Regions from separate parts of the Homo sapiens genome. Here region 1 is linked to region 2. Evidence: chromatin loops called from intact Hi-C (ENCODE). Cell type or tissue: heart right ventricle. All regions are shown on one strand. Each heading gives the region's core, and the rest is flanking DNA. Links, peaks and the distances in the headings are about the cores only.

Region 1 (14,425 bases), core at 7,623-10,122, 530 kb after region 2:
TACAAGTGAGAAAACTGAGGCATAGAGAAGAAAAGAGATTTCCCAGAGGAAACAGAGAGAAAAGTGGCAGAGCTGGGATTCGAACCCAGGCCACCTAGCATTAGCAGTTTTGTTGTAATCCATTCATTACACAAACATCACTTTTTTTTTTTTTTTTTTTTTTGAGACAGAGTTTCACTCTTGTTGCCCAGGGTGGAGTACAATGGCACAATCTCGGCTCACCGCAACCTCCGCCTCCCAGGTGCAAGCAATTCTCCTGCCTCAGCCTTCCCGAGTAGCTGGGATTACAGGCATGCGCCACCAAGCCTGGCTAATTTTTTGTATTTTTAGTAGAGACGGGGTTTCTCCATGTTAGTCAGGCTGGTCTTGAACTCCCGATCTCAGGTGATCCACCCGCCTTGGCATCCCAAAGTGCTGGGATTACAGGTGGGAGCCACCTCGCCCAGCCCACAAACATCACTCTTACACAACCATGAGAGTTCAGATGGAGGTTTCTAGTTTTTATTATTATTATTACTATTTTTGAGATGGAGTCTCACTCTGTCACTCAGGCTGGAGTGCAGTGGCAATATCTCGGCTCACTGCAGCCTCCGCCTCCTGGGTTCAAGCGATTCTCCCGCCTCAGCCTCCTGAGTAGCTGGAATTACAGGCGTGCGCCACCACGCCAGGCTAATTTTTGTATTTTTAGTAGAGACAGGGTTTCACCATGTTAGCCAGGGTGGTCTCAAACTCCTGACCTCAAGTGATCTGCCTGCCTTGGCCTCCCAAATTGCTGGGATTACAGGCGTGAGCCACCACGTCCAGCCTTTTTTTTTTTTTTTTCAGATGGAGATTTTAAAGATAACTCAAACCAAATTAAATTCCAGATGGCCCCTTCAACCCTTGCCCCCAGCGAAATAAACTATACAAATATTAGGAGAAAACACAGGAGTTAAAAATAAAAATAATCTGGGCCAGGCGCGGTGGCTCATGCCTGTAATCCCAGCACTTTGGGAGGCTGAGGCGGGCAAATCAAGAGGTCAGGAGTTCGAGACCAGCCTGGCCAACATGGTGAAACCCCGTCTCTACTAAAAATACAAAAATTAGCCAGGTGTGGTGGTGCATGCCTGTAATCCCAGCTACTCAAGAGGCTGAGGCGGGAGAATCACTTGAACCCGGGAGGTGGAGCTGGCAGTGAGCCGAGACCACACCATTGCACTCCAGCCTGTGTGACAGAGTGATACTCCGTCTCAAAAAAATATAAAAATAAAATTAATCTTAACTGTGTTAAAGCATATTAAACCCAGAAACCTTTAATTAAAAGATTAATAACTGACTACAAATATAAAATTCCTACACACATATGCACATTAAAAAAATACTAGAAGATCAAAAGGCAACATCAAGGAAGAAAGTTTTCCAAAACACGACAGACAAAAGACTGATTTTCTTAATATGTAAAGAGCATCTGGAAATCAATAAGGATTAACAAGCAAATTGAAAAAGGGGTGAGAGACTGGGCACAGTGGCTCACTCCTGTAATCTCAGCACTTTGGGAGGCCAAGGTGGGTGGATCACCTGGGGTCAGGAGATCGAGACCAGCCTGGCCAACATGGTGAAACCCTGTCTCTACTAAAAATACAAAAATTAGCCAGGTGTGGTGGTGGGTGCCTATAATTCCAGCTACTTGGGAGGCTGAGGCAGGAGAATGGCTTCAACCCAGGAGGTTGAAGTACAATGCCCAGGGTGGAGTACAATGGCAACTGTGGAGTACACAGTTGCAGTGAGCCAAGATTGCACCACTGCACTCCAGCCTGGGTGACAGAGTGAGAGACTGTCTTAAGAAAAACAAAACAGGCCGGGCACGGTGGCTCACGCCTGTAATCCCAGCACTTTGGGAGGCTGAGGCAGGCGGATCCCCTGAGGTAGGGAGTTCGAGACCAGCCTGGCCAACATGGAGAAACCCTGTCTCTACTAAAAATTCAAAATTAGCTGGGTGTGGTGGTGCATGCCTGTAATGCCAGCTACTTGGGAGGCTGAGGCAGGAGAATCATTTGAACCCAGGAGGCAGTGGTTGCGGTGAGCCAACATCGCACCATTGCACTCCAGCCTGGGCAACAAGAGGGAAACTCCATCTCAAAAAAAAAAAGAAAAAAGAAAAACAAAACAAACAAATAAAAAATACTAGAAGATGAAGAGGCAACATCAAGGGGGAAAATCTTCCAAAACATGATAGACAAGAGACTGATATCCTTAATATGTAAAAAGCATCTAGAAATCAATATGGATTAACAAGCCAGTCCAAAAAAGGGTGAAAGACATGAATGGATTTTTGTTGTTGTTGTTTTGTTTTTGTTTTTGAGCAAACAGGGTCTTGCTGTTTCCCACACTGGAATGCAGTGACACAATCTTGGCTCACTGAAACTGTGTACCACCCCTCCCGGCTAATTTTCAGTATTTTTAGTAGAGACAGGGTTTCGCCATGTTGCCCAGGCTGGTCTCGAACTCCTGGGATTCAAGCAATCCTCCCACCTCAGCCTCCCAAAGTGCTGGGATTACAAGCATAAGCCACCACACATGAACGGTTTTCTGAAAAGGAAATACAAACGTCTTCTGGGCATAGGCAAGGGAGTTCATTCTCGCTCATGGTAACCTAAATATAAAAAAAAACTACCATGAAATATCTTTTTCTTCTTTTCATCTGTCTGGCTGGTAAAGATGAAAAAGTCTGAGCATTTGCTGTGTTTTCAGGGTTTTGGGAAAAGAGCAGCCTCATGCTGCTGGGGTTCAGAGTGTGAAATGGTGTAAGCTCTCTGACAATAGCTATTTGAAAAAGGTATAAGCCAGCAGTGTCCTTTCTGGGAAGGTATCCGTGTGCACAAAGAGAGATGATAACATAATACATGTGCCAAGAAATTTACATGTAACACAGCAAAGTAGGAGGCTGGCATGATCCCTGACCTCCTTGAACAAAGGAGGGAAACTGAGGCCCGGAGAGGAGTAGTGGCAGAATGAGAACCCAGGCTGGGCTGGTCACTCTCCGGGGAAGGTGGGCGGGCTGGCTTAACCTGAAGAACTAGGTCACCATGGCCCCAGCCACTTCCCTATTCAGGCTGAATTCCAGGCCTCGCCCATCATAATTGCTGGTGTCCAAGAAGGTCAAAGGGAGGCCTGGGGACACTCGGCTTTAACACGGGGAGGCCACGCTGAGCCCTGGGAGTGCTAGGTGCCACTTCCAGTTAATTCTGACTTTCTCATTAAGCTGTTAGGAAAAGCTCGGTGGCTGTGGGCGACCGGCCCCTGTGCCTGGGTCTGTGGATTAGAGGGATCATGGTTTTTGCCTCGAGACACTGTATTATCTGTTGCGGGCAATTATGGAAGACCCAGGCAGACAGTGATGAGCTCAGAGAATCCCTGAGCTCTGGAGTCTGGAGGCTCAGAATCGTGGGATCACTGAACATGTAGACACTTAGGATCTTAGAACAGCTGGTGTTCAGTCCTCCTGAACAATGTGGAATCTCAGAGCTCTCTAGTGGGTGGGTGGGGGCTCTGAGCGGTAATCACCATACATCCCCTCTGGCTGTCTTAGGGGAGAAAAAGCTGCAGTAGTAAGTTTTAATAAAGTTCAGCAGGAAGCAAGAGGAATAGGCTTTTTAAAATGGGCCAGAGTCCGGGCATGGTGGCTCTTGCCTGTAATCCCAGCACTTTGGGAGGCCGAGGCAGGAGGATCGCTTGAGGCCAGGATTTTAAGACTAGCCTAAGCCACATAGCAAGGCCCTGACTCTACAATTTTTTTTTTTTTTTTTGAGACGGAGTCTCACTCTTTCACGTAGGCTGGAGTGTCTTTTCACCTAGGCACGAACTCAGCTCACTGCAACCTCCACCTCCCAGGTTCAAGCGATTCTCCTGCCTCCTGAGTAGCTGAGGTTAGAGGCATGCGCCACCACGCCAGGCTAATTTTTATATTTTTAGTAGACACGGGGTTTCACCATGTTAGCCAGGCTGGTCTCGAACTCCTGATCTTAAGTGATCCGCCTGCCTCAGTCTCCCAAAGTGCTGGGATTACAGGTATGAGCCACCATGCCCGGCCAGAATTTTAAAATTAGCTGGGCGTGGTGGTGTGCGCCCCCGTAGTCCCAGCTACTCAGGAGACTGAGGCAAGTGGATCACCTGAGACCAGGAGTTGGAGGCTGCAGTGAGCTATGATTGCACCACTGCACTCCAGCCTGGGCAACAGAGCAAGACCCTCTCTCGAAAAAAAAAAAAAAAAAGAAAGAAAGAAATCTCTTCTACATTACAAGAGGCAAAGTATCTATAATTCCAGAATGTGGCAATGCTAAGGGCAGTGGATATGTTACAGATGGGGGCAAGTGGGCCTGGCACCCACCCTCCTTCCCTATTTGCCTACAGGATTGGTGGAATATGCAGCCCCCCCCAACCCACACTTCTCCCTGCTGCCCAGCCTCTGATGAACAGGCATTCTGGCCTATATTATTATTATTATTTATTTTTATTTATTTATTTATTTTTTTGAGACAGAGTCTTGCTCTGTTGCCCAGGCTGGAGTACAGTGGCACGATCTTGGCTCACTGCAAGCTCCGCCTCCCGGGTTCACGCCATTGTCCTGCCTCAGCCTCCCGAGTAGCTGGGACTACAGGCGCCCGCCACCATGCCCAGCTAATTTTTTGTATTTTTAGTAGAGACGGGGTTTCACCATGTTGGCCAGGATGGTCTTGATCTCCTGATCTCGTGATCCACCCGCCTCGGCCTCCCAAAGTGCTGGAATTACAGGCATTGAGCCACTGTGCCCGGCTGGCCTATGCTATTATTTTATTTTATCTTATTTTACTTTATGAAACAGGATCTTACTCTGTTGCCCAGGCTGGAGTACAGTGGCATGACCATGGCTCACTGCAGCCTCAACCTCCCAGGCTCAAGCGATCCTCCCACCTCAGCCTCCTGAGTAGCTGGGACTACAGGCACACACCTGTAATCCCGGTTGTGGTGGCGGGTGCCTGTAATCCCAGCTACTCTGGAGGCTAAGGCAGGAGAATCACTTGAACCTAGGAGGCGCAGGTTGCAGTGAGCCAAGATTGTACCACTGCACTCCAGCCTGGGCGACAAGAGCAAAACTCCATCTAAAGGAAGGAAGGAAGAGAGGGGGGAGGAAGGGAGGAGAGGAAGGAAAGAAGGAGGGAGGGAGAAAAGAAAGGAAGGAGGGAGGGAGGGAGGGAAGGAAGGAAGGAAGGAAGGAAGGAAGGAAGGAAGGAAGGAAGGAAGGGATTGATTGATTCACACGCAGGATGTTTGTTGGGCAAATGAAGGTTTATGGTGGTCCCTATTGGCAAGTTGTGTTTTTCTAGCCTCATTCTATTAGAAACAAAGGCTATCTGCCACCAACATGTTTAAACAAAGTAGCATTCCTCATATATAAAGAGTTGTTAGAAATCAATAAAAATAAAGCAACATGTGCAAAGAACGTGCATACACTTTGGACACACAAAAGACATAGGTGGGAAATTGTAAAAGACTTGAAAAAAGAATTTCACTGCTGGGCACGGTGGCTCATGCCTGTAATCCCAGCACTTTGGGAGGCTGAGACGGGTGGATCACCTGAGGTCGGGAGTTCGAGACCAACCTGACCAATATGGAGAAACCCTGTCTCTACTAAAAATACAAAATTAGCCGGGCATGGTGGCGCATGCCTGTAATCCCACCTACTCGGGAGGCTGAGGCAAGAGAAGTGCTTGAACCTGGGAGGTGGAGGTTGCGGTGAGCCGAGATTGTGCCATTGCACTCCAGCCTGGGCAACAAGAGTGAACTCCGTCTCAAAAAAAAAAAAAGAATTTCACCACTCTAATATTTGACAAAAAGATCCAATAATAGTTTTTGTGAAGGTACAAGGCAGTGAGCACTTGCATACATTGCTGGGATAAGTTAGTACCAAGTCCCATCTTTCTGGAGGGCGAAATGGCAAAGTATATTGAAAGTCTTTGATGGAAAATAACCATAATGACTCACATTTGTTGAGTGACAACCTCATTTATTATCTTTTCCCCATCAGAACAGAAACTCCCCAACGGCTATTTTGTCTGTTCTATTCACCGCTGAGTTCCCAATGTCTGAAACAACTCATGCCCCTGATTTTTATACCCAGCATGATCCCGTCTACTCAGTTTTCTGAAGTTTGAGAACCGCTGAGCTGAGCTAAAAGGAAAGTTTTTATGCAGACAGACGTCCAAGCATCCAATCTATTTAGGCCTTTTTGACAACCCTCAAGTTCTTAGCAGTGAGTGAAGAATTCTCAGGGGCTCCCCACTGACCCATAGGTTAATAGATGTGCTTGTAGTTATTAGAATTAAATGAGGTGATTTTTCCTTTTTTTTTTTTTTCTTTGAGGGAAGGTCTGGCTCTGTGTCACCCAGGCTGGAGCAGAGCGGCGTGATCTCAGCTCACTGCAACCTCCGCCTCCTGGGCTCAAGTGATCCTCCCACCTCAGCCTCCCGAGTAGCTGGGACTATAGGTGCACACCATCCCGCGTGGCTAATTATTGTATTATTATTATTATTGTTGTTATTGTTATTATTATTATAATTATTATTTTGTAGAGACAGGGTTTTGCCATGTTGCCCAGACTGGTCTCGAACTCCTGGGCTCAAAACTAATCTGCCCACCTTGGCCTCTCAAAGTGCTGGGATTCCAGGCGTGAGCCATCACACCCAGCCTGAGATAATTTATCACATTGAGTCTTTAGCATGCTCCAGGAGTGTTCAAGGTTTTATAAACCTCAACTCACCTCATAGCAATGCTATGAGATAGATGCTAATATCAAGCCCATTTTTTTTAACACAAACAATCCCATAGTATTTATTGCCATCTTGTAGTAACACAACGGTAATCAAAACAATATGAATAAATCTTCACATTGGACAAAGGACATCTAAAAACAAACTGTATCCTTCTCAACAATTTCTCACTTCATTGATCATTTCTAGTTGGAGACACTTTGCAGCAGAGTAATATTACCTCCTTTTAGCATGATCCGACCCAGTTGTTTTCTTGACTTTGTTTTAGAATGAATCTCTTCTGCATCATCTAATACAAGGTTCATATACTCATCAAAACCAATGATACAGCCTTCTATCCGCATATTCACTTGCTCATAGAGCCACACCTGAATCCGCGATCTATTTTGTAAGTATCTGAAGATGAGGCTGATGGGCTGCACCATAACCTTCTGCACTTTCTGGCCCTGGCCACGGTACGCCATGGTGGAATTTCACCCATTTTTTTTTTTTTTTTATAATTTATTTTGTTTTGTTTTGTTTTTTGAGACAGAGTCTCACTCTGTTGCCCAGGCTGGAGTGCAGTGGCGCGATCTCGGCTCGCTGCAGGCTCCGCCTCCCGGGTTCAGGCCATTCTCCTGCCTCAGCCCCCCAAGTAGCTGGGACTACAGGCGCCCGCCACCACGCCCAGCTATTTTTTTTTAGCAGAGACGGGGTTTCACCATGTTAGCCAGGATGGTCTCAATCTCCTGACCTCGTGATCTGCCTGCCTTGGCCTCCCAGAGTGCTGAGATTACAGGCGTGAGCTACCGCGCCTGGCCCTAATTTTTTGTACTTTTAGCAGAGACAGGGTTTCACCGTGTTAGCCAGGATGGTCTCGATCTCCTGACCTCGTGATCCGCCCGCCTCGGCCTCCCAGAGTGCTGGGATTATAGGCGTGAGCCACCGCGCCCGGCCCTAATTTTTTGTATTTTTAGTAGAGACGGGGTTTCACCGTATTAGCCAGGATGATCTCGATCTCCTGACCTTGTGATCCGCCCGCCTCGGCCTCCCAAAGTGCTGGGATTACAGGCATGAGCCACCGCGCCCGGCCGAATATCAGGCCCATTTTACAGATGAGGAAACTGAATGCATAGCATGAAGGCAGTACCCGAGCCAAGGCCTGGCACATAGTAGGTGCTTAGTTTGAGCAGGATCTAAATCTCGTTTGGTCAGACCCACAGACACACAGCTCCATGAACAGTCGCTCCTGTCTCTCCAGGGGACCCCAGGAAGCACTTCATAAATATTTCAGTTCTTGAATTCTTTGGTGACTCTATACAGAGCCGCCAGGAAAGGTGAGCAGGGGCGGGAGAGGCAGCTTTCCAAGGGGGGCGGAGACATGAGGCACACATCAAGTCACTCGCCAGCCCGGATACACCAAAATGTACACAGCATGAGGAGAAGTCAGTCACACAGAGACACAGACACACCCAAGGCAAATACAGCCATGATATGTAGCAAGAGAAAAATGAGACACGTAGTCACATGCGCAGAGACACATGCCCCCCAGAGCAAACACAGACACACACGGACACACGCCCCATGACAAACACAGATGCACACAGAGAGACACACGGCCTTAAGCCTCACACACGGAGATTCACCAGATCCACACCCCAAGACAGAAGCAGGCACGTCCACTCCTGAGACCAATACAAACTCACTCTAAGAGAAGCACAGACACAACCAGGGCCTTCGCCTACCGGGGGCCGGGTTGGGAGGCTCTGGAGACCCTCGACCCTTGAGGAAGCCCCCATTCCAGCCTCCACCTGCGCCTCCAGGGCCTCCCACAAAGGTGGTGTTGGGCCCGTGGGGGAAACGCTGGGCGGGCAGAGAGATGGGGGCTTCCGCGGCAGGAGGGGCCCAACCGGGTCGGCTGCGTTGCAGAGCGTGGCTCTTGGGCGCCACCTAGTGGGCACATGGAGTAGAGGGCCCGGCTGCCCCAAGTGCAGATCCACATCTGTGCAGGTCCTGGGTTCATCTGTTTCTGCTTTTGTCTATTTGCGTCCCTGTGTGTGTGCGTCTGTTTCACTCTGTGTCTCAGTCTCTGTCTCTCTTCTCCCTGAATCTCTCTTTTTCTGTGTCTCGGTGTCTTTATCTCTCCATCCCTCTTTTTTCTCCCCTTCCCTCCCCCACGGCTTCCCCCACCTCCAGAGCCTGAGGCTTCGTCAATAAGCAAGCCAGGCATCTCCAGTGACCCAGCACACCCCACTTATAGCCGCATCTCTTGGGTCCCGTCCCTCAACGGCGTCTTGGTCCCCATGAGTGTCCACCTGCTATGACTCAGCCAGGGGCTGAGTGAGTGGGGGTGTGATACCCAACGGACTCTCACTCTGTCGCCCAGGCTGGAGTGCAGTGGTGCAACATCAGCTCACTGCAACCTCCACCTCCCAGGTTCAAGAGATTCTCCTGCCTCAGCCTCCCGAGTAGCTGGGATTACAGGCATGCGCCACCATGCCCTGCTAATTTTTGTATTTCTAGTAGAGACAAGGTTTTGCCATGTTGACCAGGCTGATCTCGAACTCCTGACCTCAGGTGATCCACCCACCTCAGCCTCCCAAAGTGCTGGGATTACAGACATGAGCCACCGTGCCTGGCTAATTATATCTATTTTTTAATACAGAGTCTCGCTCTGTTGCCCAGACTGGAGTGCAGTGGTGTGATCTCAGCTCACTGTAACTTCCACCTCCCAGATTCAAGTGATTCTCCTGCCTCAGCCTCCCGAGTAGCTGGGATTACAGGCGTGCACCACCACACCTGGCTAATTTTTGTGTTTTTAGTAGAGATGGAGTTTCACCATGTTGACCAGGCTGGTCTCAAGTGATCTGCCTGCCTCGGCCTCCCAAAGTGCTTGGAGTACAGGTGTGAGGCACCATGCCCAGCTGTGCCCACCAGTTCTGCCAGCCTGCTTGCTCCTATGTTCTGGTCTTTGGAGCAGGGATCCCAAAACTGGAGGCGGCTTGTGGCCCCCCCTGCTGTGTCTTTGTCCAAACAGAGCCAGGGCCCTGAGTCCAGTGTGGCTCGCCCCTCCTTCCCCAGGGCTGGCTGGTTCTAGCTTCCTGGAGGTGAAAGTGGTCATGGCATGGGGAGACCGGGGACACGGGGACAGTGAGGATTTGGATCTCAAGCAAGGAAAGGCCTGAAGAGAGACATTTGAGTGTTACCCTCAAACCCTTCGAGGAGGGCTGGCTCTCTTCTTCTCAAGAAGAAGAAACCCTACAGGCTGGTGGTCCCATCCCTGATCAGCCACTGCGGCCCCAGGTCCCCATGTTCCTGCCTGCTCTGTTGCTCAAAGGTGCTAGGCCAGGTGCATGGCTCATGCCTGGAGTCCCAGCTGCTCAGGAGGCTGGGGCATGAGGATTACTTCCAGGAGCTCAAGGTTGCAGTGAGCTATGATCGCGCCGTTGTACTCCAGCCTGGGCAACAGAGCAAGATCCCATCGCTCCGAAAAACAAAAAAAAGGGTGGGAGGCGTGTCCTTTCCTTCCTGGGGGCTTCTGCACACCCTGTTTCTTCTTCTGGAAAGCCCTTCTGGGGCTCCTTCACTCCTCATGGCTTAGGTCTGTCCAGTCCCCTCCTCCAAGAAGCCAGTCTCATTCCACCCCCAGACAACAGGAACCTGCAGGCTTGTCTCAGTCATGGCTGCATCTCTGCCATGGAGCCCTGCTCGCAGTAAGTACCCAAGAAGCATTTGCTAAGCTAAATAAGCAAGAAAACAAAGGACTCAGAGCCCAGCTCTTGAGCCTGGATTTCATCTTGACTTGCTTGGCAGGGGGCCTTGGCCAAGTGGGTTTCCTTCCTGCTCTGTGCACTGTTTCCCCAGCAATGGGGACCTTTCCCGGACCACCTGTGAGATCCACCCTGCTGGGTTTCATTTCAGCTGAGTCTGTAAATATTTGGTCTGCTGTGGCCGGCAGCATACACGCAGGGGAAGCTTCAGTGCCTTTTACGAGCTCCCCGCGAGGCCTGATATGCGTTTTCTGTGGCTGGGTACACGGGGCACCCCAGTAGTTTCACAGCTCGTTGGCACGAGGTGGCTATGATTCCAAGACTGGAAGAAGCCGAGAGACACCATCAGTGGCTTCCAGCACTTAACTCCACAGCGTGCAGCATTTGAGAGGCCAAAGAGGGGCCTCTTGTTTTAAAAACTGTAATGCAACATTATAGATTACAGCTGCAGTAGAAATCGAGCCCAGCGATTCCCCTTCCCTAAGTCTATGGGCCACACTTAATTTCTTAAAGGGCAGAGGGGAGGGATTTCTGTTGGGCAAGGAGTGGGAAGCCCTGGTTTAGACCTGTCTCTTGCTAAAAAAATTCAAAGAACCACAACCACTTGCTATGCACCTACTGTATGCCAGATATTGCATAAAGCACTTTTTTATTTTTTTGAGATGGAGTCTCATTCTGTCTCCCAGGCTGGAGTGCAGTGGTGCGATCTTGACTCACTGCAACCTCCGCCTCCCAGGTTCAAGCGATTCTCCTGCCTCAGCCTCCTTAGTAGCTGGGATTACAGGCATGCGCCACCATGCCCAGCTAATTTTCATATTTTTAGTAGAGATGGGGTTTCACCATGTTGGCCAGGCTGGTCTCGAACTCCTGACCTCAGGTGATCTGCCCACCTCACCCTCCCAAAGTGCGGGGACTACTGGCGTGAGCTACCGTGCCCGGCCAAAACCTGCTTTTTTTTTTTTTTTTTATGGAGTCTCGCTCTGTCACACAGGCTGGAGTGCAGTGGTGCGACCTCAGCTCACTGCACCCTCCATCTCTGTGTTCAGGCGATTCTCCTGTCTCAGTCTCCTGAGTAGCTGGGACTACAGGTGCCTACCACCACACCCGGCTAATTTTTGTGTTTTTAGTACAGACGGGGTTTCACCATGTTGGCCAGGCTGGTCTCAAACTCCTGAGCTCAGGTGATCCACCCGCCTCACCCTCCCAAAGTGCTGGGATTACAGGCATGAGCCACCGCGCCCGGCCAAAACCTGTATTTTAAAAGGCTGTGCACTGGGGAGATGCAGATGCCTGCCCCAACGATGCTTATGTGGTGGAGAGTGCCGACAATAAACAATGCTTTAGCGAGTGGTCAGAGCCACGAGGACAGGCAGGTGTGACAAGGCAGAGGGTGATGAGGCGCTGCTGATCCAGTGGTCAGAGGAGACCTCTTGCAGGGGGCAGAATTTGAAGGGGCTGGGCATGTGTGGCTGGTCTCCTCAGTCACAGCCAGTGCCACGCTGTTCTTTTTTGAGACAGCCCTGTCGCCCAGGCTGGAGTGCAGTGGTGTGATCACAGCTCACTGCAGCCTCTGCCTCCTGAGCCCAAGTGATCCTCCCTCCTCAGCCTCGTGGGTAGCTGGGACTACAGGTGTACACCAGCAGCCCAGCCAATTTTATTTTTTTGTACAGATGGGGTCTTGCTACATTACCCACACTGCTCTCAAACTCCTGGGCTCCAGTGATCCTCCCACCTCAGCCTCCCAAAGTGCTGGGATTACAGGCATGAGCCACCGGGCCCTGGTTCACAGACCACCCAGGAAGCTCTCCCAGGAGGGCAATGTCTCGGGTCCTCAGTACCTTATGCTCCACTGAACCCGGCAGCTGCTGTGTCAATATTTGCAGGTGGAGGCAAACACAGGGCAGCTGCATCTCACGAGGATTTGAGGAGTACGGAGAAGCGGCTCTTGGTGCTCCCGGGAGTAATTTAGGGGCAGTTTCTGGCCCAGTATTGCTGTCTCTGGAAGCACTGTAGGACATGTAGAGTTATCCTTGGGGTCAACTCTAAAGGCCAAGCGCATGTGCAAAATTATGTACACACTCACGTACGCAGCTTGCTCACTGGTGCCCCAAACACCTATCCCTTCACCACCGTGTGACCGCGGCACGGGGTGCCCTGACAACCGGGGAGGCTGAGGAGAAGGGACCTCGGGCTGCAGCCTCAGCTCCATGGCTCGCTACCTCTGGGCGGGTCTCAGCCTCCCTCGGGCTCAGAACCTTCTTCTGCGCTTGACTTTCCCAGGAATTGACTCCAGTTTCCCAGGGAGCTGCACTGGGCTATGTCTGGGTTTGGTGATGTTGTGTGGCGTCCGTAGGTGTCCTCATATAAATTGGTGGCTGGCCAGGGGGACTAGAGATGTCTAACTTGCTTGACTGGTAAGCACATCAGGTGCTTCCCAAAGTGGATTCTGTTGTACACCAGGGTGACGGACAAGGATGCCCACGTCCTAATCCCTGGGACCTATGAACACATTGGTCTCCAAGACAAAGGGACCTTGCAGATGTGATTAAGGTGAAGGAATTCGTGGCTGGGTGTGGTGGCTCATGCCTGTCATCCCAGCACTTTGGGAAGCCAAGGCAGGAGAATCACCCGAGGCCACGAGTTTGAGACCAGCTTGGCCAACATGGGGAAACCCCATCTCTACTAAAAATACAAAAACTAGCCAGGCATGGTGGCAGGTACCTGTAATCCCAGCTACTTGGGAGGCTGAAGCAGGAGAATCGCTTGAACCCGGGAAGCGGAGGTTGCAGTGAGCCAAGATTGTGCCACTGCACTCCAGCCTGGGCAACACGGCACGGCTTCATCTCAAAAAACAAAGAGAAAAGCTCTCCTAGTCCACCCAGCTGACCAAAGAAATGGCTGAAGGGCTGAGGTCTGAACCCACCCAGCAGTGAGAGCAGAATCCGAACCCTGATTTGTCACCATCGTATGACCAGGTAGGAACAGCCTCACCTCTCCCGTGGGTCACTGGGACTCAAGGAAGCCCTGCCCCTCAATCCGGCAAACCTGTTAAAAGGCACGGCATCCCCGTTAAACGTCGACTTTATGGTTGTTGGGTTTTTTTGGAATCAAAAGGCCCTGTTCTAACTTTGCCTTTGAAATTATGTGACTAGGAGTCATGCATGCAATTTGAGACTGGCAATCATCGTGGAGGCTTGGGAGTTCCTTGGGAATAAGAAAATCTAACCTAGGAGCTGTTTTGAAATGTAATGAAATCTTTATGAATACAAAATTTAGCAATTGGTGAAGTTGACACATTTTGTAGCTGTGGAGACATTTCGTAAGGTCTTAATTCTACTTTTTCTTTCTTTTTTTTTTTTTTTTGAGATGGAGTTTCGCTCTTTCACCCGGGACTAGAGTGAAGTGGCGCGATCTCGGCTCACTGCAACCTCCGCCCCCCAGGGTTCAAGAAGTCTCCTGCCTCAGCCTCTCGAGTAGCTGGGATTACAGGCACCCACCACCATGCCTGGCTAATATTTGTATTTTTAGTAGAAATGGGGGTTTCCCCATGTTGGCCAGGCTGGTCTCGAACTCCTGACCACAGGTGACCTACCCGCCTCAGCCTCCAGAAGTGCTGGGATTCGAGGCATGAGCCACCGCGCCAGGCCATAAGGTCTTAATTCTGATTCTGCTGTTTTCTTTCTGTATGGCTGGAGCTGGTCATTTCCTCACCGGGACCCCCTCCAGACCTCTGGCATTGCATTTCGCCAGGGCCCCTGTGAAACATGAGCACCCGAGGCTCTATTCCTGTAGGGCTCCCCAGGGCCTGCCAACATGTATTAAGCATTTACTGTATGCCAAGCTTTTTATGTGGATTAACTAATCTTTGTAAAGATCCCATATGGCAACTAC
Region 2 (14,425 bases), core at 5,202-7,701:
AGTGAGCCCGCCCTGGAGAACCTGAGGGAGACGCCCCCGACATGGAGCCAGGCATAAGCCAGCCTTGCTTCCGGCCCCACCAGAAGCAAACATGAGACCAGAGTATTTCGAATTTGAGATTTTCTTTTTTTGAATATTTGCATATACATCCTGAGATATCTTGGAGATGGGCCCTAAGTCTGGATTAGTCTGTTCTTGCACTGCTATAAAGAAATAACTGAGGCTGGGCGTGGTGGCTGACGCCTGAATCCCAGCACTTTGGGAGACTGAGGTGGGCAGATCACTTGAGGTCAGGAGTTCAAGACCAGCTTGGCCAACATGGCAAAACCTGTCTCTACTAAAAATACAAAACTTAGCTGGGCATGGTGGTGTGTGCCTGTAATCCCGGCTACTCGGGAGGCTGAGGCAGGAGAATCGCTTGAACCCGGGAGGTGGAGGTTGCAGTGAGCCAAGATCGCGCCACTGCCCCGCAGCCTGGGCAAAAATGAGACTACGTCACAAGAAAAAAAAAAAAAAAGAAGGAAACAAACACCTGAGACTGGGTAGTGAATAAAGAAAAGGTTTAATTGGTTCACGTTTTTGCAGGCTCTGCAAGAAACATGGCTTGGGAGGCCTCAGGAAACTTAGAGTCGTGGCAAAGGTGAAGGAGGAGCTGATCCATCTTACACAGCAGGAGAGAGTGAGGGGGGGGGCGCCGTAGGCTTTTCAACAGCCAGGTTTCGCGAGCACTCACTGCCCTGAGGACAGCACCGCGGGGATGGCGCTGAACCATTCAGGAGACATGAGCAATCCACCCACGGTGCAGCCACCTCCCACCCGGCCCCACCGCCGACACCGGGACCTGCAGTTCCACAGACTCAAGTCTAAACACAAAATTCATCTGTATTTCGCGTACACTTTACACACGTAGCTTGAAGATAACTTTACACAAAGTTTTTAATAATTTTGTGCACGAAGCGAAGTTTTGACTGTGTCTTAACTGTGACCGGTCACATGAGGTCAGCTGTGAAAGTTTTCACTTGTGGCGTCGTTATCGGTACTCAGAACATTTGGGACCTTGGAGCTTTTTGGGTTTTGGATTTTTGGAGCGGGGGTGTCCCCCTTATCCCGCACGGCGTTTATCGGAGTGGGGTGTCCACCTTGTCCCGAGTGGTGTTTATCGGAGTGGGGGTGTCCACCTTATCCCGCGTGGTGTTTATTGGAGTGGGGTGTCCACCTTATCCCACTCTGTGTTTATCGGAGTGGGGTGTCCACCTTATCCCGTGCTGTGTTTATCGGAGTGGGGGTGTCCACCTTATCCCGTGCTGTGTTTATCGGAGTGGGGTGTCCACCTTATCCTGCGCAGCATTTATCGGAGTGGGGGTGTCCACCTTATCCCGCGTGGTGTTTATCGGAGTGGGGGGGTCCACCGTATCCTGCGTGGTGTTTATCGGAGTGGGGTGTCAACCTTATCCCGCGCTGTGTTTATCGGAGTGGGGGTGTCCACCTTATCCCGTGCTGTGTTTATCGGAGTGGGGGTGTCCACCATATCCTACGTGGTGTTTATCGGAGTGGGGTGTCCATCATATCCTGTGTGGTGTTTATCAGAGTGGGGGTGTCCACCATATCCTGCGTGGGGTTTATCAGAGTGGGGTGTCCACCATATCCTGCGTGGTGTTTATCGGAGTGGGGGTGTCCACCGTATCCTGCGTGGTGTTTATCGGAGTGCAGTGTCCGCCATATCCTGCGTGGTGTTTATCGGAGTGGGGGTGTCCACTGTATCCCGCGTGGTGGTTATCGGAGTGGGGTGTCCACCTTATCCCGCGTGGTGTTTATCAGAGTGGGGTGTCCACCTTATCCCACTCTGTGTTTATCGGAGTGGGGTGTCCACCTTATCCCGTGCTGTGTTTATCGGAGTGGGGGTGTCCACCTTATCCCGCGTGGTGTTTATCGGAGTGGGGGTGTCCACTGTATCCCGCGTGGTGGTTATCGGAGTGGGGGTGTCCACCTTATCCCGCGTGGTGTTTATCGGAGTGGGGTGTCCACCTTATCCCACGCGGTGTTTATCGGAGTGGGGGTGTCCACCTTATCCCGCGTGGTGTTTATCGGAGTGGGGGTGTCCACCTTATCCCGCGTGGTGTTTATCGGAGTGGGGTGTCCACCTTATCCCACGCGGTGTTTATCGGAGTGGGGTGTCCACCTTATCCCACGCGGTGTTTATCGGAGTGGGGGTGTCCACCTTATCCCGCGTGGTGTTTATCGGAGTGGGGTGTCCACCTTATCCCGCGTGGTGTTTATCGGAGTGGGGTGTCCACCTTATCCCACGCGGTGTTTATCGGAGTGGGGGTGTCCACCTTATCCCGCGTGGTGTTTATCGGAGTGGGGTGTCCACCTTATCCCGCGTGGTGTTTATCGGAGTGGGGTGTCCACCTTATCCCACGCGGTGTTTATCGGAGTGGGGGTGTCCACCTTATCCCGCGCAGTGTTGATCAGTTCATCCGCTGACGGACATTTGGGCTGTGTTCTCTTTTTGGCTATTTTGAATAATGGTGCTGTGAACGTTTCTTGTGTGTTTGTTTCTTTGTCTTTGAGACAGAGTCTTGCTCTGTCACCTAGGCTGCAGTGCAGTGGCGCAATCTCAGCTCTCTGCAACCTTGCCTCCTGGGTTCAAGCGATTCTCCTGCCTCAGCCTCCCGAGTAGCTGGGATTACAGTGTCACATGGAGTCATCCCACCACTCTAATGATCCCCTGAGCTCCCCCTCGTCATTCCTCCCTCTCCCCCATCCCTCTCCTGCGCCCCAGGCAACCACTGATGTCTCACTGTCTCCATAGCTCAGCCTTTTCCAGAATGCCGTGAGCTGGAATCCTACAGTCGGTAGCCTTTTCCCATTGGCCTCTTTGACCAAGCAATAGGTGTTCAAGTTTGCTCCATTTTTCATGGCTTGAGAGCTCATTTCTTTTCAGCGCTGAATAATACTCCATGGTCCGGGTGCACCACAGTGTGCCTGCTCATTCACCTATTAAAGGACCCTTCCAAGTTTGGTCAATGTGGGCAGAAGTTTTCATCTCCTTTGGGTAAATACCAAGGAGTACAGTTGCTGGACCACGTGGTGAGAGGACGTTTAGTTTTTTAAGACGCCACCAAACTGTCCTCCCGCCCACCTGTCCCACTGTGTGCTCCTAGCAGCAGCGAATGAACGTTCCCAGGGCCCCGCTTCCCCGCCCCCATCTGGAGTTGTCGGTGTTGTGCATCCTGGCCACCCTGGGAGGCGTGTTGCGCTGTCTCATTGCCATTTCAATCTGCATTCCCCCGATGGCTGCCTTCGCGGCGGGGCCCCTTTGCATGCCTGTTTGCCATCTGTGTGTTTCCTTGGTGAGCTCTCTTCATGTCTTTTGCCCAGTTTGTTGTTGTTGTTGTTGTTGTTTGAGATGGAGTCTCGCTCTGTTGCCCAGGTTGGAGTGCAGTGGCGTGATCTAGGCTCACTGCAACCTCCACTTCCTGGGTTCAATCATTTCTGTGCCTCAGCTTCCCAAGTAGCTGGGATTACATTACAGGCGCCCACCACCACACCCAGCTAATTTTCTTTCTTTTTTTTTTTTTGAGATGGAGTCTTGCTCTGTCACCAGGCTGGAACTACGGTGCCCACCACCACGCCCAGCTAATTTTTGAATTTTTAGTAGCGATGGGGTTTCACCATGTTGGCCAGGATGGTCTCAATCTCTTGACTTCGTGATCTGCCCGCCTTGGCCTCCCAAAGTGCCGGGATTTACAGGCATGAGCCACCATGTCCAGCCTAATTTTTGTATTTTTAGTAGAGACGAGGTGTTGTCATGTTGGCCAGGCTGGTCTCAAGCTCCTGACCTCAGGTGATCCACCTGCCTTGGCCTCCCAAAGTGCTGGGATTACAGGCGTGAGCTACCGCGCCTGGCCATCTTTTTCTGTTTTTTAACCATGCTGTTTGTTTTCTTCTGGTTAAATTTGAGAGTTTGCTGTGTATTTTGGTTATCAGTTGTGACTTGCAAGTATTTTCTTTCTGACTGGGGCTTGTCTTTCTCTTACGGATCCTGCCTGATTGTTTTCAAGTGAAAGTTCAGCCTCAGACTCCAGTGCATGAGAGCCTCTGGGTTGGCTGGCCTGCACTGCCTGCACTTGGCCTGTAGTGATGACCCGGGAGGGACTCTGCAGCCGCACGCAGGCTGTGCCAGCCCAGGCCGACCTGCCACAGGTGCCAGGGGAAGCTTCAGGGCTTCCTTGCCATGTGTTTGCCATGCCTAGCCTATGCACTAGCCTACTTTTACAGCGGGGGAAACAGCCCACAGCAGAGAAGCGACTTGCTGTGGTCCCAGGATGAATTTGCGCCCAGCTCAGCCTGTGCCTGGGGCCTCCCTCTGCCCCATCTGGGTCTCATCACTGCCTCCCTCCTCACCTCTTCTGGGCTCCTGCCAGGGCTCACCTTGCAAAGGAACCGCTGGTCTTGCCAAGTCTGAGGGCCGGTCGTGCAGGTGCAGGAACAGCTGGTGGGGGGTGGATTCAGGCTGTGAGAGCAGCTCACGTTCATGTGTGTCTGGGCTCCTCTCGGCCTCTCAGCAGGCCATGAGCCTCTCCGGGGACTGCAGTGACTAATGTGTATTTTATGAGCTCTTGGGACAGGACGGGGTTTGTTTGCTTGTGGCATTAAGAATAGATGTGCCTGGTGGGTGGGGATTCCGTCCTTGTTTGCCTAGTTCTGAAAACTGTCTTCGTCTCCTCGGTCAGAAGCTGTGGAAGGGCTGTCACTGGGCCTTGGCTCCGGTACCATCGCTGGGTTAGCCCCAAGTGGTGACTGTTTTTCTCCTTCCGTGTCATTGACTTAGAGGCGTGTTAATTATGCACTCCCAAACTGCAGGCTTCACAACAAGGCCTCCACCCAGCAGGAAGCACGCAGCTCAGTGGAATCTGACAGGCCCTGCCTGCCTGGTGCACGCTGGCATGTGCGATGGGGCCCTTCCTGGAAGGGCCAAGCTGGCGGTGAGCCCTTCAGAAAAGGTGTCTGGGCTGGGTATGGCGGCTCATGCCTGCAGCCCCAGCGCTTGGAGGGGCCAAAGTGGGAGGGACCATTGAGCCCAGGAGTTCGAGACCAGCCTGGGCAACAGAGTGAGACTTCATCTCTACACAGAAAAAAGTAAAAATTAGCCAGGTGTGGTTTCTCACGCCTATAGCCTATAGTCCCAGGTACTCAGGAGACTGAGGCTGGAGGATTACCTGAGCCTGGGAGGTTGAGGCTGCAGTGAGCTATGATTCTGCCACTGCACTCCAGCCTGGGCAAGAATCTCACACAGGTTAAGACCAGCCCCTGGTCTGCAGGGTATGACCGGCCCCTGGGGGGGCCGCAGATACTGGGGTGGAGGAGGATGGGCAGCGACCCCTGGGACTCTGGGGAGAATTAGCCTGCACCCCAGGGCTCGCAGGTTCTGGGGGTGGCCGGGCGGTTGCCGACGCTGCTCTGCCGCCCCACAGGACGTGGCCCAGTGGAACATCGGGAGCCTCCGGACCATCCTGGACATGGTGGAGCGCGAGTGCGGCACCATCATCGAGGGCGTGAACACGCCCTACCTGTACTTCGGCATGTGGAAGACCACCTTCGCCTGGCACACCGAGGACATGGACCTGTACAGCATCAACTACCTGCACTTTGGGGAGCCTAAGTCCTGGTGAGTGTCTGCACTGGCCCTGCCGCCGGCCGGACCGAGAGCCCCTCGGGAGGGAGTCAATCCCGGGTACACGGCTGGGCGCCGTGGCAGGGGCCCCACCAGGTGAGGCCGCAAAGGTCGGCCTATGACGGCTGGAGATCTTCCGGACCGCCTGGGGTCACCCACCAGCTTTGGGGTGGGGGATGTGCACCCCCAGAGCCGAAGCTCCCAGGCCCCTAGAGCTTGCGCTTTGTACCCCGGAGTGCCCCCCATTGAGCTGTGAGCGGCCCCAGGTGTCCCCATGGCCAGGAGCGTGGTCTTGAGCCTCCTGAGCTGCCCAGGCTGTGCTGCCTCACAGCCAAGTGGAGACGTTCCTGGTGAAGGGACACTGTCCATGCTGCCCAGAGGGGCCTGGCCAGGATGACCCTGCAGCCGCTCCCTCGCAGTCTCCGCCCTGGCACGTCTGGGCCAGGCCCTACAGTTAGGAGGGCAGGGCGTGGCGCTGCAGGCCTGTGTGCAGTGTGGTGGACCTGCCCCTGCCCGGGAGGTGCCGGGTGCAGCGTGGGCGCTGCTGTGGCGGGCTGAGTTCCAGGACCTTCTCCTGGCTCCCTGTGCACGTCGCAGCGAGGCCGTGTGGGGGTGTGTGTGAATGTGCACGTGTGCGCGCGCATGTGAGTGCGCACGTGAGTGAGTGTGAGTATGCATGCGTGTGTGTGCCCCTGTGTCACCGGGCTCTGCTTGTGACTGCGGAACCTGCTGGGTGCTCCGCGGGGCTGCCCTGCACTGTCCTCCAAGGGCCGCTAGGTGGCGCTCCCGCCCTTCCCGGGGCCGCGCTCATGCCTGGAATCTTCCCAGGCCGTCCTCGCGCTGGAGGAGGACGGAGCCTTTGCCTGGAGGGCGTGGGAGCTCCGCCTTGCCTGGCCCTTCCCTGGGTTGGAGTTGTAAGCGGGGAGAGGGGGGGGCGGGGGAGAATGCTGTACCTCTTCGTTAAAAAAAAGCACAATGAGCAGGAAGGGGCGAGCTGTGCGCATCCTCACCTGCGTCCGAAGCGCAGATGGAGCCCAAGGGAAAGGCCCTGTAGAGGACCCCGTGTGACTTGGGGCAAAGCGTGGCCTCCCAGGGGTGCGTGGGCAGCGGGACGCCCATGGTGTGACCGGGTTTGTGCCTCCATAGGGACCGTCTGCCCTGTGCAGAGAGCCCCTGTGGGGCGGGAAGTGGCGAGCAGCCGGCAAGGAGGCCCAGCCAGACAGAAGCAGGGGGGTCAGGGACATGGGAGGTGGGGGACCAGCCAGTGAGTCAGACGTGAGGACTTCAGTGCCAAGGACTGCAGTGCCAGCAGCTCGGTCTCCTGTGAGGGGCCCCGGGGGTTGCTGGCTGTCGTGGGAGCCTGGGCTGGGGGAGACCCTGGGGCTGGGGCTGCTATGGGTCAGATGCCAGGGCCGGGGGTGCCTGCTGCTAGGTCAGAGGGGCCTCTGCGGGAGGAGGCGACAGTGGCTCCCTGGAGGCGGCAGTGGGGCCCGGCCACAGGCCGTCGGAGGGACTGACAGGGATGCGCCAGGAGCCGAGGGCCTCTCCTGAGCTGGTTCATCCAGGACGCAGCCTCTGAGGGCATCCCGCACCTCTCCCCGAATGCCCCTCACTGCACCCCTCCTCTGCTTCGCCTGGTGCCGCAGGCGTCCAGCTGCCACTCCCATGTCTACCCTTCCCCATGACCCGTCGTGGGAGATGGCTCAGGGGAGACAGCTGGGGCGGGGCAGCGTTGAGTAGGCAACAGTTCTTTCGGGAAGGGAATTCCGGAAGCGCCCTGACCTTGGTCTTGGTTTTTGCCCAGGAAGGGGTGGGGATGGCAGGGGTGGGGCCTGGCATGAGGGGCCTGAGAGGAGCCACAGTGTAGGCTCTAGCTGCAGGGCATGCCCTCAACCCCCCAGAGCTCCCCACTCGCCCCCACAGTCAGCTCAGCCTGCTTAGCACGCAGGGCCCCTTCCCTGCTCTCTCACCAGGGCTGAGGCGGGGCCCCAGATGTTCCCACGACACCCCATGCCTGCGACAGGCATAGACCAGGTGACCCCAGCATTAGCCAACGTCTACTACGGGCTATCAGTCCTCCCCAGCAGATGGTAGGGGCCCTGGTCACCCCGTGTCCCAGCTCCCAGCAGGGGCCTGGCACAGAGAGGCTTGGTGACTTGCCGGAGCCTCTTGGATCCTCACTGTGTGCTGTGGGAGCTGACTACCCCTCCAGGCTGCCCTCCCAACTTGCAGGGGGGTGGGGACAAGGTAACTGGAAAGAGTGTCTGGCCTCTGGTCCCTGGGCTGGGGTTCAGGAAGCTACTCAGGCCCCTGGGAGATGCTTCCCCCCTCTCCCTTCCTCGGGCCCTTGGGGTAGGTAGGGCTCCCAGCCAAGAGATCACCAAGGCTGCGCCCCGTCTGTCTCCCTCATTACACTGTTCCGCTTGCATCTGCAGCCGCTTAATTGCAACCATTTCAGAGTATTCCAGTGGGATTTTAAAGAAAGTGTCAATGTACTCAGGTTTACAGCATTTTATTAAAGCTTTCTGGGTCTGTTGCTACTTTGGTAGCTTGATTTGTGTGTCAAAGTGACGTGAACAGCCTGGTGTCAATAACAGGCAGAAACATGCTTCAAAAGGCTGGCTTCTGTGGTGCTCTCAGGCAGCGGGGCTAAGAATATCTGAAGAGACTGAGCGCCTCAAAATCTCTTTGGCAATGCGGATTGAAACCAGAGCCAGCACCTGCAACTTCCCCCCGCCAACTTCCCGCAGCCCCTTCTGTCACCCAGGCCGGGGGGGCCGGAGTGCAGGTGGGTGTGGGGAGGGTCCGAGCTTTCCACTTGACCCTGTATTCCAGGGTCTTCCTGGGTGGGGTGGTGGCCTGGGGTCGGTGTCCTGAAGGCTGTGCCCCATAGAAGCCACTGTCCCAGGCCACACTCCTTGCCATAGATCAAGACTCTCCTGGGGCCAGGCGCGGTGGTTTGCGCCTGTAATCCCAGCACTTTGGGAGGCTGAGGCGGTTGGATCATGAGGTCAGGAAATCGAGACCATCTTGGCTAACACGGTGAAACCCCGTCTCTACTAAAAATACAAAAAATGAGCCGGGTGTGGTGGCAGGTGCCTATAATCCCAGCTACTCGGGAGGCTGAGGCAGGAGAATGGTGTGAACCCAGGAGGCGGAGCTTGCAGTGAGCGGAGATCACACCCCTGCACTCCAGCCTGGGCGACAGAGTGAGACTCCGTCTCAAAATAAATAAAAAATAAATAAATAAAAAGACCCTCCTGGAACCTGGGGTGGGGGTGGTTTAGCCGAGCTGACCCTCCAAGGCCGGTCCTGCGGCTGTTCCCCTCCAGGCATCCCCTCCCCAACCTGCACCTGTGGCAGCCCCTGCAGGGCCCACCCTCCTGAGCCGCCCGGGCCAGGCACGAAACACAGGCGTCGCCACGAGGCTGAGCGCAGTGTCGCCAGCAGCATCACATGCCACATGCCCCTAGAAGAGAGTTCCAGGCCGGGGTGGGAGGATGTTGGGTCTCGGCCAGCCCTGAGAGAGTTGCTGGTCCCAGGGCACTTCTGGGTCATTCGGATTGTGCTGTGCACCCCAAAGAAGAGAGTGGAGTGGCCATCCCCCCTCGAGGGCCCTGGCCCACGCTGCCTGGGAAAGTGCCCACTGTTCAGTCCTGTGCACCCATGTGCCGGGCTGGGACCTGGCCGAGGCTTCGGGTCCCCTTTTGCCCCCAACCCATCAGACACCCTGCAGGGCAGTGTTGGGGTGTTTAGGGGACTGTGGGCCACCGCCAAGAGCAGAAGCTTTGGCTCTCACTGCAGCAGGGAAGCCAGATGGGGGATCAGCATGTTCCTGGGGCTGCAGGGACTCCCGAGGACGTCGTGAGCTGATGGGACATGGTCAGCTGCTTGCACTGGCTCCAAGGCGGCGAGAGGAAGGCCCTCCTGAGGAGTGCCGCGGGGCCAGCGCAGGTGCGTGGCAGCCACAGAGGCCTCTGCTCAGGCTTAGGGAAGGGGGTGTCCCCCAGGGTCTCTGCAGCTCCGCTTGTCAGAAGGGGGGTCATCCTGCACCCAGGTGAAGCCCCCAAGAGCAGCGGGGCGAAGGAGCGCTTGCCCGGACTGCGACCTTGACCTGCCCATGACCCGCGGCAGTCTGGAAATCCCCCATTGCCCCAGGCAGGATGGGGGTCCCCCATGGTCTCATCTCTGGCTGTTTCCTCAGGGGATCGCTCCGCCCACCCTCTCCTGCCTCTGTTTACCTTGGACACACTCAGTCTCCGGTGCAGGTGTGGGAGGTGGGGGTCTCGGAGCTTGTGCTCCCGTGAAGGGCACGGAGCCCCCAGTTGCTCTTGGCCATCCTGGGCTGCTATGAGCCAGACCCTCCTGAGTGCTGCGGGGAGGGCTGCTGGGGAGGCCAGGGGAGAGGGGATTATCAGAAGACTCCACCAGCCTCCCTTGACCTTTAAGGAGCTGCAAGCCGAGAATTTTCCCTTTTGATTCAGCTACACCTTGAGTTTTCTCTCTGGCGTTTTCCCTCATGGGAATTTCACAGCATCTTTTCTTCTTGCTGCCAGGGAAACTTGAGTCCTAGCAGGCATAGCCGTCTTTTGCTTCATGGGTGTCCCTGGAGGTGTGCGTGCATGTGTGTGTGTGCATGGGCGCATGTGTGCACCGAGGAACCGTGCTCCAGACACTGGGGGTGGGGGTGGGGAGGGTGGGGGTGGGGAGGGTGGGTTCCAGGGCTGCAGGGGACCAGCCCGGGCTTCCTGCCCTGTGGCCGCAGGTGGGTGGAAGGCAGAGCCTGGGGTGGATGAGTCTGTCGCCCACCCAGGCCAAGCCAGGCTGTTCTTGGGGTGGAGGCTGCGGGCCTGCTCCCTTACCCCTCTGCTGCCCGCCTAACTGCCCCTCAGGACCTCCCTGGCCCACCCGCCTCCCAGCTCCATCTCCTGCTGGCAGCTCCTGCCTGGGGGCAGACACCTCCCTCCCTCCTGGGCTCCCTCAGTCTGGCTGCAGGTGGCACTGTCGGGCCCCACAATGGCCTCTGCCCTGTCCCTTGGAGTGGGACCCAGGAGTCTGGTGGGTGATGGAGCTGGCGAGCCCGTCCCAGGCAGCAGCCTGAAGGCCCATGGGGTAGCGCGCTGGCGCCCGGGGACCCTGGTGTGGGTTTGTACTGCTGCTGCTGGCGAGCCAACCACTGGGACTTCCAGCTTCTGAGCCCGGGACCCGGGGGGTCCCACCAGCAGTGGGGACCTAGGGTCCCAGTCTACTGACCGTAAGGCATGGCCCCCCTCAGTGACCTGGGGCATTCCTCCCAGCCGCTTTGCTCTGGCTGGGCCACCAGAGGTTGGGTGGCCGCAGAGACAGCTCTGGCGGAGATTGGTGTCCCGACAGGGGTGGCGTAGCCTGAGCTGAGCACTGGGTTGAAATGGAAATTGCCTGGAGCCTGACAGCTTCACAGATTGGTTTTAATAACTCAGCTTCCCCACACTGCACTCTGTCACCAGAACAAGATGCAGGAGCGAGATAGTTGCTCCCTCCTCTCCTTGCCACCCGAGGCCCAACCCTGGCGAGGGTGCCTAGGGACAGGGCTGCATTGGCAGCTCAGAGCCGCTGCGGTGCCCTGGGAGGTCAGACTGAGAAGACCCACCAGACTGATGGGGGCAGCCCGATGCGTGCCTCGCTCCCAGGCAGGGGACCGCAGCCAGGTCTCTTCCCAGCCACACACACTGAGCCAGGATGACAGAAATAGAAAAGGAAGAAGCGGTTTAGAACAGAGAGCTCCCACGGAGAGCAGATCAGACCAGTAGGGAGGCAGAGGGACCCTGGTCATTAGAAAATGATAAGGTGTCAGGAGCCAAGGCAGCTTGCTCAGGGCCCAGGTTCCTGCCCGCCAAGGCCTCAGCACTTCCTCCCTGGCTCACTGAGACCCGCTGCAGTGGCCCCAGCCCATGGTCCCTGGGAGCCGTATCCTTGTAGAGACAGCTGTCTAGCCTGCATGAGGTTATCTGGGGAGGCTCTTGATGAGGGGTGTCCCCTCTCTGCAGAAGGAACCTCTTTTTGAGAGAAGACAGTTGTTGTCACAAGCAAGTGAGGCCCCCAGGCCCAGTGCCCAGGCCAGCTGCTACGCCTGAGTAGTAGTTGCCACCAGCCCAGACCAGCCACTACCCCCCAGCAGCGCTCAGCACCAGCCCAGGGGCCCAGCGTCCCGGCTGACTGGCTCTGGGTCCACATGGGTTGCTGCGTGGCCAGGCACACCTGGTGCCCAGCTTCCCTGTTTGAGGAGCGTGGCCGTGGGCAGGCAGGAAGCTCCTTCGTGGTCACCTGTCCCAATCCTCTGCTTCTGATGGCGACTGTGGCCACAGCATCAGTGCAGCGGTTCTTTATTCCTGTGCGTGAGTGGGCCTCAGTGACCAGCTCAGCTCTCCTAGCTTTATTTATTTTATTTTAGATGAAGTCTTGCTCTGTCATCCAGGCTGGAGTGCAGTCGTATGATCACACCTCACTGCAACCTTAACCTCCTGGGCTCAGGTGATCCTCCCCCTTCAGCCTCCTAAATAGCTGGGACCACAGGCACGTGCACAACTGGCAAATTTTTAAATTTTTTGTAGAGACGGGGTCTCCCCGTGTTGCCTGGGCTGGTCTCGAACTCCTGGGATCAAATGATGCTCCTGCCTCAGCCTCCCAAAGTATTGGGATTGCAGGTGTGAGCCCAACCCTTTCCCAGTTTTAAAACTGGAAGTCCCATATCCTGGAACCTGCTCAGATCCAGTGAACTGTGATGCTGAGTCCCCTGAGAGAGAGAGAATGTGTGTGTGTGTGTGTGTGTGTGTGTGCGCGCGCATGCACATGCGTACACATGTACATGTGTTTGTTAGAGAAACAAGGGTCTCCAGTCACATAGTCTGTCTGGGAGGGAGTCTGGCCCCCTGGGACTCTGCCCAGAAGACGAGACCTGGGAGTCTGCTGGGTAACTGAGAACTGGACTTTACCCACTTAGCTGCGAGAACTCGGGCCAGGAGCTGAGCTGCCAGCAGGGCATTGCAGCCGTGTGGCCTAGAGCGTGGCGTGTGGCGCTGGTGCCGTGCTTGGGTAAGTGGTCCAGGCTGCGGCCAGGAGGGCCGGCACATGGGAGCTATGAATGGCAGCTGTGTTTTCCCTGGCCTGGTCCCCTCCCCAGCCCTCATCATCGAGCCCTCTGCCTCGCTCTTGTCACTACCACTCTGTCGGCCTGACGCCATCAGCCCAGGCCTGCTTATCAAGACTGGGGAGTGAACTGAGCACCAGAAGCTGGCTTTGGCGTTCAAAAAATTAACTCGTGATGCTGCAAAGACCTTTGAGCCTCACACTGGGGCGTCCACAGCGAGGCTGGGATTGCATCTCTGCGCCTGGCGTGTGGGGCACAGGTGCCAGAATCACAGCTTCTCCGGCTGGCCTGATCAGCCTCCTGCCAACCTCACTCACGTTAAGCAATTGCGGCCCGATTGTGCCCCCAGGACAGGCAGGGCTCTCAGCTGTGTCTCGTGATGGTGTCCCCAAGGACTGGGAGAACACCTCTCGGCCAGGGTGACCGGGAAACCCGGGGCACATCGGGGCACTCACCGGGGCTCCCACCGTACCTGTCAGTGGGATCTGTCCCAGCAGGCTGGCTCCTGGCTCTTGCTGGGAGCTGGCAGGGACAGACACAGACACACTTGGTGTTTGTTCGGGGACTGCAGAGCAATTTTCATATCGCCTTTTGCTGTGTGAAAATCGCACTCCAAGCTCTCCTCCAGAGCCGTGCCACTGAGCTGGGGACTTCCGGTGTTTGGATGGTCGATTGCCCTGTGTGTGTCTGGACAGCAGGCACCGTTGCCCATGGATTTGGGAAACTGGCTTCTTGGTGAGCAGAGATGGTGGCCGTGATGGGGGCCGGGTGGGCACCCCGCAGCAGGCGAGTGTCAGGCGGTGGGCCCGTGATGGGGGCTGGGAGGGCGCCCCGCAGCAGGCGAGTGTCGGGTGGTGGCCGTGATGGGGACTGGGAGGACACCCCACAGCAGGTGAGTGTCCTGCAGGTCCCTCTTCTCATTCTTGTCCCAGGCTTGTGCTTGTGTTTTTCATCCACTTTTTGGTGAAGTCTTCTCCCCCTTTCTCTCTCTTTAAATAGGTCTTTATTAGACCTGTTTTAGATTCACTGAAAAAGTGGGAAGGTAGTAACCACAGAGAGTTCCCCACCGGGTTCCCTGTTATGAGCATTCTATATCAATGTGGTACACTTGTGATCATTGATGGGCCAACACTGATGCGTTATGAACTAAGATCCATTCTCCAGATTTCCTCTGTCTTCCCCCGTTGTCTTTTCTGTCCCCTGAACCCATCCGGGTCCCACGTGATGTTGTCCCGTCTCCGTAGGGCCCTGGGCTATTACGGTGTGTTTGATGCCCTGGACAGTGTTGAGGAGGGCTGGCCAGGGAGTTTATAGAACGTCCCCTAATCTGTATGTCCCCTAATCAGCATGTCTGATGTTTTTCTTGTGGTTAGATTGGGGTGATGGGTTTTAGGGAGGAAGACCACAGGGGCGAAGGGCCCTCCCATCACATCCTACCAAGGGTCAAAGGCGCAGCCATCAGCGTGATGTCACTGCTGATGTTGGCCCTGGTCACCCGGCTTGGGTGTGGATGTCCAGTGTCTCCACTGCAGAGTGGCACTCCCCCGCTTTCCATGCTGTCATCTGTGAATGTCAGGCCCACCAGGATCATCTCCCTTTCTTTCTTTTTTTTTTTTTTTTTT

The links. A loop is a pair of places that touch in the nucleus more often than their neighbours do. Peaks named below come from ENCODE experiments on the same cell type or tissue, not always from the same donor. Only the 100,000 strongest peaks of a DNase experiment are listed, where the experiment ranks them.
Region 1: a loop joins it to region 2, with 8 times the contacts of the local background. A loop is called at or near these places in 81 of 110 quality-filtered maps.

What each region holds. Positions count from the first base shown.
Region 1 is chr19:5,569,690-5,584,114 of GRCh38, forward strand. It overlaps the pseudogene SNRPEP4. Among named protein-coding and RNA genes, the nearest start is that of TINCR, 8.9 kb to the left of the region's middle. In heart right ventricle, for the core only: a CTCF peak has its summit at 8,727 (motif pointing left); a DNase peak (open chromatin) is centred at 8,702.
Region 2 is chr19:5,041,999-5,056,423 of GRCh38, forward strand. KDM4B (lysine demethylase 4B) reads left to right here. Exons shown (of 23, transcript NM_015015.3): 6 at 5,478-5,671. Among named protein-coding and RNA genes, the nearest start is that of KDM4B, 80 kb to the left of the region's middle. RefSeq lists enhancers at 218-737, 738-1,256, 4,616-5,419, 6,913-7,515, 10,006-10,505. In heart right ventricle, for the core only: a CTCF peak has its summit at 6,434 (motif pointing right); a DNase peak (open chromatin) is centred at 6,443; H3K27ac peaks cover 451 bases.